2 separate regions of the Homo sapiens genome follow, and region 2 is linked to region 1. A link is a contact called in ENCODE Hi-C or POLR2A ChIA-PET data. All regions are on one chromosome and are shown on one strand. The core of a region is the stretch at or near the end of the contact, and the rest is flanking DNA. Distances in the headings are between cores, read along the strand shown. Region 1 holds the start of PHC2-AS1 (PHC2 antisense RNA 1). Region 2 overlaps PHC2 (polyhomeotic homolog 2).

Region 1 (6,011 bases), core at 841-3,340:
CTGAGGTAGCAACTTTTATCATCCTCATTTTAAAGGTAAGACCACTGAGGCATAGAAAAAAACAAGTGGTGGGGCAGGAATCTTTTCTATCTGAATTCTGCTATTCATTATACTAACACCTCTGCTTAACTTTGCCACCTGTAAATTATATAGCATGTTTTATTTGCCTTTTACCAATTTGCTAATAGAAGTACCATATGGGACCCCACTGAGTACTCATGCCCTGTCTCCGCAACAGTGGTAATCAACATTTTTTGCTCAAGTGTTTGTAATCCAGAAACCCCTAAATGAACTGACATTTGCCTTTCTCCTCCATAAAGCTCTCAAAATTTTCTTTCTGAAATCTAATCATGGTGATATACAAACAAGCATCCTCCTCTTGAGGTCCTATCTCATGAGAGAAGTAAGCTTTACACAGTGGAAACAACTGTCAACCACCCAAGACTTAAATATCCATTCTGTGTATGTCTTTTTTTTTTTTTTTTTTTTTGAGATGCATTCTTACTCTGTCGCCCAGGCTGGAGTGCAGTGGTGTGATCTCAGCTCACTGCAATCTACACCTCCCGGGTTCAAGTGACTCTCCTGCCTCAGCCTCCCGAGTAGCTGGGATTACAGGTGCACACCACCATGCCCAGCTAATTTTTGTACTTTTAGTAGAGACAGGGTTTCGCCATGTTAGCCAGGCTGGTCTCAAACTCCTGACCTCAGGTGATCTGCCCGCCTCGGCCTCCCAAGTGCTGGGATTACAGGTGTGAGCCACTGCGCCCGGCCCATTCTGTGTATGTGTGAATGCCTGCTCTGTGCAAAGCACTGTGGGAAGGGAGGTAGCACACTGAGAAACACGGTCTGTACCCCACCTCAAGAGCTGAAGGTCTACTTGAAACGATGAAAAATGCACAGGAAAAAAATTACAATAGAAAGTAAAATGCGATAAATGCCATAGATGGATTTGAGGTAAGTCATTTAAAAGCTACAAAACAGGAAAAGTTACTGCCAACTAGAGATGTTCAGGATAGATTTCAGGGAGGACGAGGCATTGTTCTAGAGCAGAGGTTGACAAACTACAGCCCAATGGCCAAAACCATCACATTGCCAGTGTTCGTACAGCTCGCAAGCTAATAATGATTTCTACATTTTAAATTTTTTTTTGAAAAAATCAAAAGAATTCTATTTCATGATACATGAAAATTATCTGAAATTCCAATTCTAGTGCCCATAAATAAAGTTCTATTGGAACACAACCACACTCCTTCACGTACATATTGTCTGTGGTTGCTTTCCTGCGGCAACAGCAGAGATGAGTTGTTGCCACAGACCGTGTGACCTACAAAGTCTAAAATATTTACTCTCTGGTCCCTGGCAGAAAAAGTTTGCCAACTGCTGTTCTTGAGTCTGGACCTTGAAGGATAGGTAGGACCTGGACATGCAAAGTTGAGGAAAGAGCATTCCAGGAAGAACTGGTGGAACTTAAGAGAGGGAGGCAGGAAAGTGTGGGCATGTTAGGGAACAGGAGTTGAGGATACAATCCTGTGTTACCCTAGTTTATAAAACAAAATATAAGTGTAAGAAATGCAGAGGCAGAGGAGAAGGAAATATGAATATTAATGAAAAGGGGGGTTGAAAATTTGAAAAATAGAGGAGAAAGGGAGCTAAGTAAATATTCGGGGAATGTAAAATAAATGTAAACAAAGAAGATGGGATGAGGCCTGAGAGTGGAAAGGGGTGGGGGGAGAAGAAAGGCAGGCAACGAATATGAATACTAAGGAAGGCAAGAAAATGGGACCATGTTGGGAACAGAGGGAAGTCAAGAATGGAGAGAAGTGCCTGGCGTGTGTCCAGCACCTTCCTGCGCCTCGCGCTCCTGAGGGTGGGGACTGTGTCACGCTGCACGTCTCTGTACCCCCGCAGCCCCTCGCGCGCGTGCTGAATGAGTATGCTTCGCCACGACAGCGCAGGTTCACCCGGTGCGCTTGGGGAAGATAACCAACACTTACGGGACTCTGACCGTGTGCCAGGCACGGCGGGCCGCCTGAACCCACTTCCTCAATCAGCCTCAACCGCGAGCCCGAGGCCGCTCACGGAGGTGTGACCGGGGCACTCGGGCCATGACTTCCCTCTGATCCTCGGTTCCCAGTGGGAAGGAGAATGACTTGTAGGGTCGTTGTGAACAATAAGTCGGGGACAGCGCGAGCAGGGTTTGGCACGAACTGAGCTCTCGGTGACTGGTGGTCGTTAGTCTTCTGACTGACCCCCAGGCCCCTCAGGGAGTGAACGGTCCAAGGCGGGAGTCGCGGGCCGCCCCGCCAAGGAGCACTTGCACCGGCTATCAGGGCAGCCTCCTCGTGGCGTGGCGCCCGCCTCCCTAAGCTGAGCCCCGGGCGTCCCTAACCCGCCTTCCGGAGGGCGCGAGGCGGGGCTCGCCGCACAAAGGAAGCGCGCGGCCCGTGTCCGCCCCGCCCCTCCCGCGGCCCCGCCCCTCCCCGCCCCGCTCCCTCGCCCCGCCCCCGGCGGAGGCGGCCGCGGGAGCCGTCCCAGACTCGCCGCATTGTCTCCGCGGCGGCTGCAGCCCTCGAGCGCCCGCCGCGCGCGCGCGCGCAACCCCGGCCGCCGCCCGCGCTCCCGCCCCGGCCTCGCGCCCCCGTCCCGGCCTCGCGCCCCGGCCGCCCTTTGTTGACGCCGGCCAGGCCGGTGCGGTCGGATGCGCCGCGGCAGCCCCGGGCCCCGGCTCGGAGGCTCCCGGCGGAGAGGAGGCGGCCCGCCCGGGCCCGGGACCCCGCGCGAGTCGGCGCCCGGCCGAGGGGCTGCGTAGGCCCCGCCCGGCCAGGCCCAGCCGGGCCCTGGACAGGTCAGTGCCGGGGCGGGGGAGGGGTTCTCGCCAGTAGGGAGGCCGGGGGCCGCGCTCGCCGCACTGGAAGTCGGGCACCGCCCTCGGTGCCCCTAACGGCCCGGGCCTACGCGGCTGCCAGGCCGTGCCAGTCGCGGCTCTCGTCCGCGCGGCGCCTGGGAGGTGCCCTGCTCCCCAGCCTCGCTCGCCTGGGGACCCTGCGCGCCCGTCGCCCCTGGAAGCCGTGTCACCTCGGCGCGCCGCAGCTTCCGCGTCCCCAGGCCCCGCACACCCCACCCCAGCCCCAACCTAGGACCGGCCTCCCCGCCGCTGCGACTTCCCTGGGACGGACGGTGCGTTCGGGGACGAGACTGCTGGCATCTGCCGTACTTTATTGGTGGTGGACTCCCTATCTTGGAGGCGCCTGCGGCTTCGCTGGAGAGTTTTGTTTTTAATCTAGTTCAGTCTCACGAGGTTTTTAATTGGATGGAAAGGGACAAGCTGTTCTGTGTCTTTTCTTCCATTTTTAGAAGAGCGTTTTCTCTCCTTCCTATGCCAAATGAAGGTAGACTATATTTGTTGCTTCTTTACATTAAAATCGGGATTTGTGAGATTCTGTATTTAAACTGAAGTCCACAGACAGGGAAATAATTGGCCCAAGGTCAGGTTGCAAACCAGTGGCGACGCTACCATCTGAACTAAGCCCTGGGCCCCGTGTCGGATACCAGTCAGTGCCCTGCTACTGCCCACCCACCCGTCTTCCATAACCTGAACTGATCTCACCCACATACTTTCGGTTCTGAACAACTTTCCTTTCCTTCCTACTCCATACCTACGATATGTACCTTCATGTGCTGTGTACGGAACACACTCTTTTCATCTTTTTCTTCCCTTACAAATCAATGACAGCCTTCCCCTCGGATATCTCCCGTGTTTGATCTTTAATCCCCTCTCCATTAGCATATTGGGCCCAGAGGATCCCTTGCAAAATAAGCTACCTACCTAAATCCATCATATGTCCCTGATTTTTCTAGGACAGCCCCAATTTAAACTATTCCATCCCATTGTCCATCAGCCTGAGTATCTCCATTTTTGGTTTAAAAAATAATGTCACTTTGTACCACAGCCTACTGACCTGGCCTTTTCCAGCCATTTGGCTCTGGAGCATAACTGGGTAATCCAATTATCATTCACCTGGGATTTTTCTTCCCCGCCTGAGTCAACCCAAATGTTGGAACTGCCAGGATTTCTAGGTCAGCATGAACATTACAGGCTAATGAGGCAAGGAAATTCCTTCTTGCTCTTGTATTTCTTCCCACCTCCCCCACCCGCCCATCTTTTATTCTGGTACAGGGCAACAGACCTGTGGCAGACCCTATTGATTAGGATTTAGGTTTAGGTCACAAGGGATGTAGGGCTTCCCATCGTTTTGACTTTAGAACAGAAATAAAGTACCTGACTGTGTTGGTTATCGGGCAAGAGGCTGTCTTGAACCTTAAGATAACCAGCACAGCAAAGCAGTTCTGGTTTCATTCAGTTAGATTTAACATACTTTTATTTGGCTCCCATTTTAGGTAAAGTACTGCCCTAGGCACTGGGGAATATAAAAGTGATTTTAACAAATAGCTCCCAACATCTGGATCTACATTTGGGAGTATTCACCCTTTCTAACCAGCTGATAAACTGTGTTTTCCACTGGTGATTTCTCTGTACCTAAGTTCCAGCCCCTGCAAGGCGGGAACTGGGGCCTCTGGCTTGGCTCACTCACAAGGGCGGGCTTGTTTCGCAGAAGGTCGGGCAGATGGGGAGTGGTGCTCTTTTGGCACCTGCCCTTTCCAGGCACTCTTCATCACATGAGCTCTGCTTCTCAGCCCACCCAAGATCTGTTTCCAGGCTCGTCCATGCACACAGGGAAGAATAGACATCTTTTTCCTCCAGCCTGAATCTTGAGAAAGGGGGTAGTTTCTTAGTCCTTTCTGTTGTACTTGAGTCGGTTTCTCAGTTGTCCAACTATGTTTTCTCTCCTGTTTTCACCCCCTTCTTTTTTCCCCCAAACTGTTCTTTACTGACATGTGGCACAAAGGTGCTTAATGAATGTTGGTGTTTCATCATGTCCCCACCTCCTGGCCCTTTCCACTCTCTCCCAGGTCCTGGGTTAATTTTTAATTTACCTTTGTCAAGCTCACTCCATATATATTATTTACTCTTCCCTCTAAGTAAAGAAGGACCTCCAGCCCCTTTTCCTTCTGTCACAGTCATCATTCTCCTGGCTGTGGGTCTCATCATCTCATCAGCCATTGTTTCTGCATTCTCTGCCTCCTTCAGGGAAGGAGAGCCTCTTAGGAAGGCACTGTGCTGCTTCCCCTGACATACCTGCTCTGTCATTGACTTTCTAGTCTAAGCGGACTGACCCTGAGATTTCTCTTCCTGCCACCAAGCCCTTCCCTCAGCTATGACCCTGTGCCTGTTCCTTGCTCTGGCTCAGCCCCAGAATCCACTCTTTTTCAGACCACATCCTTTTTCCTGTGTTACTCATTTCCTGTCTCAGATACTTTGGATCCCTTGGTTCTGATCTTTCAGGGGGAGAGGGCATGTTAAGAGGAGTAAGTAGATGGATGATCTTACACAATTGAACTCTTCTTACCTCTGGCCTTGTATGCTCTTACATAGGCTGTCCCCTCTCTACATTTTCTTATTTAAGGAAAAACACAGAACATGATTATTGTCTCAGAATTAGGAACCCCTACTGGTGTGCTCGTAGGTGTCTTTTTGTCTACTTTTCTCTATTGTGAATGTGTAAAGGGGATGACCTCACTGCCTTAAACTCTTCCCTTAAGTCTCTGTCCTCCTTTAGGCTGTGGACCTCAGGCCAGGCGTTCAGTAACCATTTGCCAAGTAAAGTTCCCCCACCTCCTCACTTTCATCCAGCATGGATCAGCAAGCCAAAATAAAGTTAAAGTTTAAAAAACCTAGGGAATAGGTTGGTGACTCCAGTTCCTGTAATGCTGCTCATCATTAGTACGGTGTTTACCAAGAGTTTTTCCCTCTTCTTGAGTCAGTCTAAATTTATATTAAACTTCTCCCAGCTGTTCAATATTTAATCTCCAGACAGATTTAGTTCCAGCCATAGAAAGATTCTCTTCTGAAAGGACACCTACTGGAGACGAGAGTAGGGAAATGAGAATGA
Region 2 (5,702 bases), core at 526-3,025, 39 kb before region 1:
TTCATTACCTTTTAGTTCTCAAACATTAAAATAGAGCACAATCTCTGTTCCACTTCTGCTTCCCCACCATTCTCCAAGACAGTGGTTCTCAAAGTGTGGTCCCAGGACCAGCAGCCTCAGAAGTCTGGGGATGGGTGAGGCCCAGCATTCTGTTTTAACAAACCCTCCAGGTGATTTTGTTGTGTGCTCAAGTCTGAGAACCACTGTGGACCTGAAAATTTGCATTTTTAATAAGACCTCACTCTTTGAAAATCTCTGCTCTAAGAATAGAAAAGAGGGGACAATGTGTGATGAGAAAGATCTCATTCCACCTAGAAAGCCCCCTCCCCATTTCCGAAGTCCCAATCGAACCTGTCTTTAAAGATCCACCCAAATGAAACTTTAGCTGATGCAAGTGAAAGTTATCCCTTGACAGCTTCCTGCATTTCAGGGGTGCATAAACCAAGGGCCAAATCCAGGTCACAACTTGTTTATGTAAGTCCCTCAAACTAAGAATAGTATTTACATTTTTTTAATGGTTGGAGGGGGTGAGGAACCGAAGAAGAATGTGCAGCAGAGACCATATGTGGTGTACAAGGCCTAACCTAGATACTCTGTCCCTTTACAGAGAAAAAAAAAAAAAAAATGCTGACTCCTGTTATATTTATGTGCTTTTCTTATTTTTCCTCTTAAACTGTTAACTTCTTAAAAATAGAGTCAATATCCGAGTCATGTTTGTATTGCATTCAGTACCAAACATATAGTAATTGTTCAATAAATATGGGAAGGGGCGGATGGTGGTGGTTGGGCAGCTGACAAGTGTTGTGGGAATCCAAAAGAGATGGACTTTTATACTTGACCACTTTGTGGCTGTCCTATCCATAAAATAAGAACAGTGTTTTTCTCCACCTTAAGTAGATGATGAACATCCAGAAGTTCGTACTAATGGAATTTACTCTAGTAACTAGATGGTGAAAAGCAGTTGGGAGCTGCCCTGCATCTTGAAAAACAAGATTAGTATTGAAAATGTCCATAAATGGATAAGTTAAAAATAAGCAAAAAGCTTAAAATTTCAGGTGGATTTCTGATGTCCAGTAAAAAGTTTTCACAGAATTATATGCTACCATGGTTAAAAGAGCCCCTAGTGATGATGCTGCACGAATTCCACCTGCCCCATGGTTGCCCAGCCTCTGCTTGAACCCCTCCACCGACTAGGAACTCACTTCCTCACAGCCAGCCCCACTCTACTTTTTAAACAGCTCCAGTGATTAGGAAGCACTTTTTTTCTATTCAGTTGAAATCTATCTTCTTATAATTTCCACTCTGTAGTCCTAGTTCTGCATACTTTAATTTGAAAATTAGCTACCTACGTTTCATAAATATGATAAAAGAAGTAGGGTAGAGTTATGCTTGACTGGAAAGAATGGGAGGTTGAGGGGGACCTATCCATTTAGATAATTTTCCCCTGCAAATAGGGAACAGGTTAGAAATACAAGAAGCTAAAAGCCAAGATGTATGCTAACAGAGGAAAGGCAAACTTACGAGTATAAAATGGAATAGAACATTCCAAATACGGCAGGAAGCAAAAGGCCGGTGGTCACAGTAGATCACAGGCTGACCACAGATGTGCATGCTATGTTTCTGCTAGAAAGGAATGTTAATAGCAATTAAAGGCTATTATTTGGGGCAAATGAGGGTAAGGAGGCCCCAGAGCTAGGCCCAGGGGACTCTGGAATTGCTTTGTGATTCCAGAGCTATGAAACAGCTGCCAGGACAAGTTGCCAGGGCAGAAGCAAGCAGGAGGAAATGTCCTGGGAAGGGCTGGGCCCTTTAAGTGGTGGCTGGGCCAAAGCAATGAGGCCTTCAAAAGGGAACGGTCCCAAAGAAGATGGAGGAAAGGAGTAGAGAAAGGAAGCTGGAAGTTCAAGTTATACTCCTGTTTATAATGTAATGTAGGCTTAAGATTAATCCAAACACCCTGAGAACTGATGAAGCATTGCATGAACAATATCCCCAAGAAGAATGTGTGTTGAACATTCACTGCTCTGGATTTCTAAAATGCTTTTACTGCACAGAGCTTGGAGTTGCGTGGGGGATTGAATCTAGTAATAGCAATCACCAACTAGCTTCGTCTCTTTCGCACCCCCCACACCCTGCCAAACACCCACCACATGCACAACCCGTGGCTTACGTCTGTCCTGGTTGTCACTTCTTCCAACTTCATCTGTAGGTGAGGGGGTTTTTTTTCTTTCTTTCTTTTTTTTTTTTTTTTAACAAGAACATTTCTTGGACTTGAGAATGGGGCTTTTGGGAGCCTGGTGGAAAGTTTGTGTCCAAGCCAGGACTAAGAGTGTAGTCAAAAATTGTAAGGGATTAAAAACCCACATGTTTGAGAATCTTCCCTTCTCCACATTCAAGGCACTCCCACGTTACAACCTGGACATGAGCTCCAGATTCAGACTATTCTGATTTATGCCACTTCATAGTTTTATGATCTTAGAAGTTACTTTACCTCTCAGAACCTGCTGCCTCATGTAATCACTGATCTAAAGCAATGCTGGAAGGATTAATCAGGCAGAGGAGACTTGATCATGATAGAATGATGCCCATTCTGTGCTGCACATGGTGCTGGGTGTTTTCTTTCTACGTATTTTTTAGGTGCTTGCATTTTCTTATTTACTTTTCCCAATAACTCTTCATAATTGCTGTCACTGGGCTGGGTGTGGTGGCTCATGCCTGTAATCTTTGGGAGGCCGAGGTGGGCAGATCACCTGAGGTCAGGAGTTCGAGACCAGCCTGACCAACATGGTGAAACCCTGTCTCTACTAAAAATACAAAAAATTAGCTGGGCGTGGTGGCGCATGCCTGTAATCCCAGCTACTCGGGAGGCTGAGGCAGGAGAATCGCTTGAACCTGGGAGGCGGAGGTTGCGGTGAGCCAGGATCGCGCCATTGCACTCCAGCCTGGGCAACAAGAGCAAAACTCTGTCTAAAAAAAAAAAAAAAAAAAAAAATTGCTGTCATTAGCACTGTTTCCCAGATGAGGAAACAAAGGCCTGTGGAGGTTAAGTAACCTGTCTCAGGTCTTCTAGCTGGGGCAGAGACAGGAATCAAGACAGCTTTCTCCAACTATGAAGCTCCTCCTCTTTCTTATAAATTATATTGCCTCTCTGAGCTTGTGCCCAGCATGTGGTGGGCATTCAGGAAAGGTGGGCATCCTCTATCCCCTCTCTCCTGTGGGACAGTTGTTTTTGTTTTGTATTACTTTTCAATTAAATGATTGCAAATGATTTTGTAAACATTGCTAACAGGACCAACCTTATGTGTAGATAATATATGTTGAAATACTTATGAACAGGAAAGGCCTACAAATGTTAGACATGCCCTAATTATTACTCAGAGTGTGATTTCAGGGATACCAGGCAGGGCCTGAGAGAGTTCTAGTTGACACATTTGCCTTAGACTGACGCTGCTGCGGGAGATGACTCTTGTGAGATAGGCTAGTAAACAGAAGGCTATGGGAGCCAAGTGAACTTCATAAGAACTGACTGGCCCAGAGAGGCCTGGATCGGAATAAGCACAAGTAATTCTGCCTCTTGTGCATGGACTTTGAAACCTGTGTTTCCGATCCTACACCTGCCATTTGCTAGCTCTGGGGCTCCGATAAGTTACAGGGCCTCTATGAATCTCAGTTGTCTTGTGAGAAAAATGAGGAAGTAGTGTCTGTACCAGAGGGTGGTTGTGAAGAATAAATGATATTATGTCCCTGAGCAAGCAATAAATGGCAAGAATTATTATCATTTACCAGTGGCTGGCCTGAAAATACTGGCCTCCTAATGGATAAAAGACCATCTACATACCTAATTAAGGCCCTTGTGATGGGAGACACCCCATCTATCCCTGGCAGTCTCTCTTTAGAATATATCAAAGAGCTTAAAGCCCCATTCCTTTAGTCTCCTTATAGGAGATGTAAAGGGAAACTCCAAGGGAGGTAGGCTGTATCCTTGGAAGAAGCTCTGGGGGGAGCATGCTCAGATCTTCACAAGAAAACAGGGCACCCCGTACAGTCACTGCTTCTCTAGGGCACTCTCAATGCTAGTGTTCATGAAAGTCAGCAAAATCCTTGACCCCAGAGTTACAAAGAGTTAAGTGGTACCTGTAGGGCCACTGGTAGGCCTAAGATACAGCCCGATTTCAGGGGTGGAGGAAGAGAAAAAGAAGGCCAGTAAAAAATTTCTAGATAAGTTTTTAGGCCCTTGAACTTTATTCTGAAAGCCTGATAATTAGCCACTTCCCATGATCCCTGTGTTGGCCTAGTCATACTTGTCAGGACATAGCAGCGGCAGAATGGCCAGCATACTACGGTTTAACCATCAGGCCAGTTCAAGGCTGAGCAGGAGCAGGAGAAAATGGCCAACTCTAGAAATAGTAGCTGTGTGTATGTGTATGTGCACATGCACATGTGTGCTGTGTGTGCACTTTGTGTATGTGCTGTGTGTGTGCTTTGTATGTGTGCAGGGTGTGTGTGCGCACACTGTGATGTGTGTGCGCACTGTGTGCTGTGTGCTTTGTGTATGTGTTATGTGCACTTTGTGTGCACACTGTGTATGCACTGTGTGCTGTGTGTTGTGCTCTGTGGGGAGATTTAGTATGGAGAGATTTTGTTTTTAAGATGAGGTCTCACTATGTTGCCCTGGCTGGTCATGAACTCCTGTGCTCAAGCAGTCTTCCCATCTCAGTTTGGGTAGCAGGGATTACAGGTGTGCGTCACCACACCCAGCTTGAAAAGATTTTTATAGGGATCTTTTTTTTTTGAGACAGAGTCTCACTCTGTCACCGAGGCTGGAGTACAATGTCATGGTCTCGGCTCACTGCAACCTCTGCCTCCCAGGTTCAAGGGATTCTCCTGCCTCAGCCTCATGAGTAGCTGGGATGATTATAGGCGCCCACTACCACGGCCGGCTAATTTTTGTATTTTCAGTAGAGACGGGGTTTCACTATGTTGGCCAGGCTGGTCTTGAACTCCTGACCTTGTGATCCACCAGCCTTGGCCTCCCAAAGTGCTGGGATTACAAGCGTAAGCCACCGCACTCAGCCAGGGGTCTTTTTTTTATAGCAGTCTTTTTCGTGACCTTGGTACTGAGATTTCTATGTATAAATCCCCAAAATGCATACCCTTACAAAGGCTAAACAAGGAAGAGCTGACTGAGATTATAACATAAAAAAATTTACTCTGGGCCGGGCACAGTGGCTCACGCCTGTAATCCCAGCACTTTGGGAGGCCGAGGCAGGTGGATCACCTGAGGCCAGGAGTTCAAAACCAGCCTGGCCAACATAGTGAAACCCCATCTCTACTAAAAATACAAAAATTAGCCGGGTGTGGTGGTGCAGGCCTGTAATCCCAGCTACTCAGGAGGCTGAGGCAGGAGAATTGCATGAACCTGGGAGACAGAGGTTGCAGTGAGCCGAGATCATGCCACTGCATTCCAGCCTGGGCGAGAGAGCAAGACTCCATCTCAAAAAAAAAAAAAAATTTTTATTCTGTTACTAGACCCAAGAAAGTTACTAGACCTGAGAACACTGTGCTGACTATAACTGGCTTGGATAGTGATCTTATTATAGGTCTCTGTTGCCCACAGGGCCTGAGACCAGCCGGTCTCAAAATCTAACTTTGAGTTTATTGAAGGAAATGATAGTATCTTTTTTCTCTGAGGGAAAAAAAGT

What was found. Hi-C counts contacts between places; a loop is a spot of excess contacts on that map. ChIA-PET counts read pairs that join two places held with the same protein, here RNA polymerase II (POLR2A). Pooled maps may share reads with other maps.
Region 2: POLR2A ChIA-PET joins it to region 1 with 18 read pairs in OCI-LY7. The contact joins the enhancer-like site here to the promoter of PHC2-AS1 in region 1. A Hi-C loop is called at or near these places in 1 of 168 maps with a recorded cell type or tissue (aorta) and 1 of 50 pooled maps. POLR2A ChIA-PET finds 5 or more read pairs at or near these places in 7 of 52 experiments (AG04449, AG04450, BJ and 3 more).

What each region holds. Positions count from the first base shown.
Region 1 is chr1:33,346,431-33,352,441 of GRCh38, reverse strand. It overlaps PHC2-AS1 (PHC2 antisense RNA 1), which reads right to left and starts at 2,090. Exons shown (of 3, transcript NR_125978.1): 1 at 1,995-2,090. The region is part of intron 9 of PHC2 (polyhomeotic homolog 2); the gene reads left to right. RefSeq lists a silencer at 2,382-2,901 and an enhancer at 2,357-3,286.
Region 2 is chr1:33,385,609-33,391,310 of GRCh38, reverse strand. All of the region lies in intron 1 of PHC2 (polyhomeotic homolog 2), which reads left to right. Among named protein-coding and RNA genes, the nearest start is that of PHC2-AS1, 38 kb to the right of the region's middle. Within about 2 kb of position 1,775, at least 6 of the 41 ENCODE cell types and tissues checked have a DNase peak (open chromatin) inside an H3K27ac peak, as active enhancers do.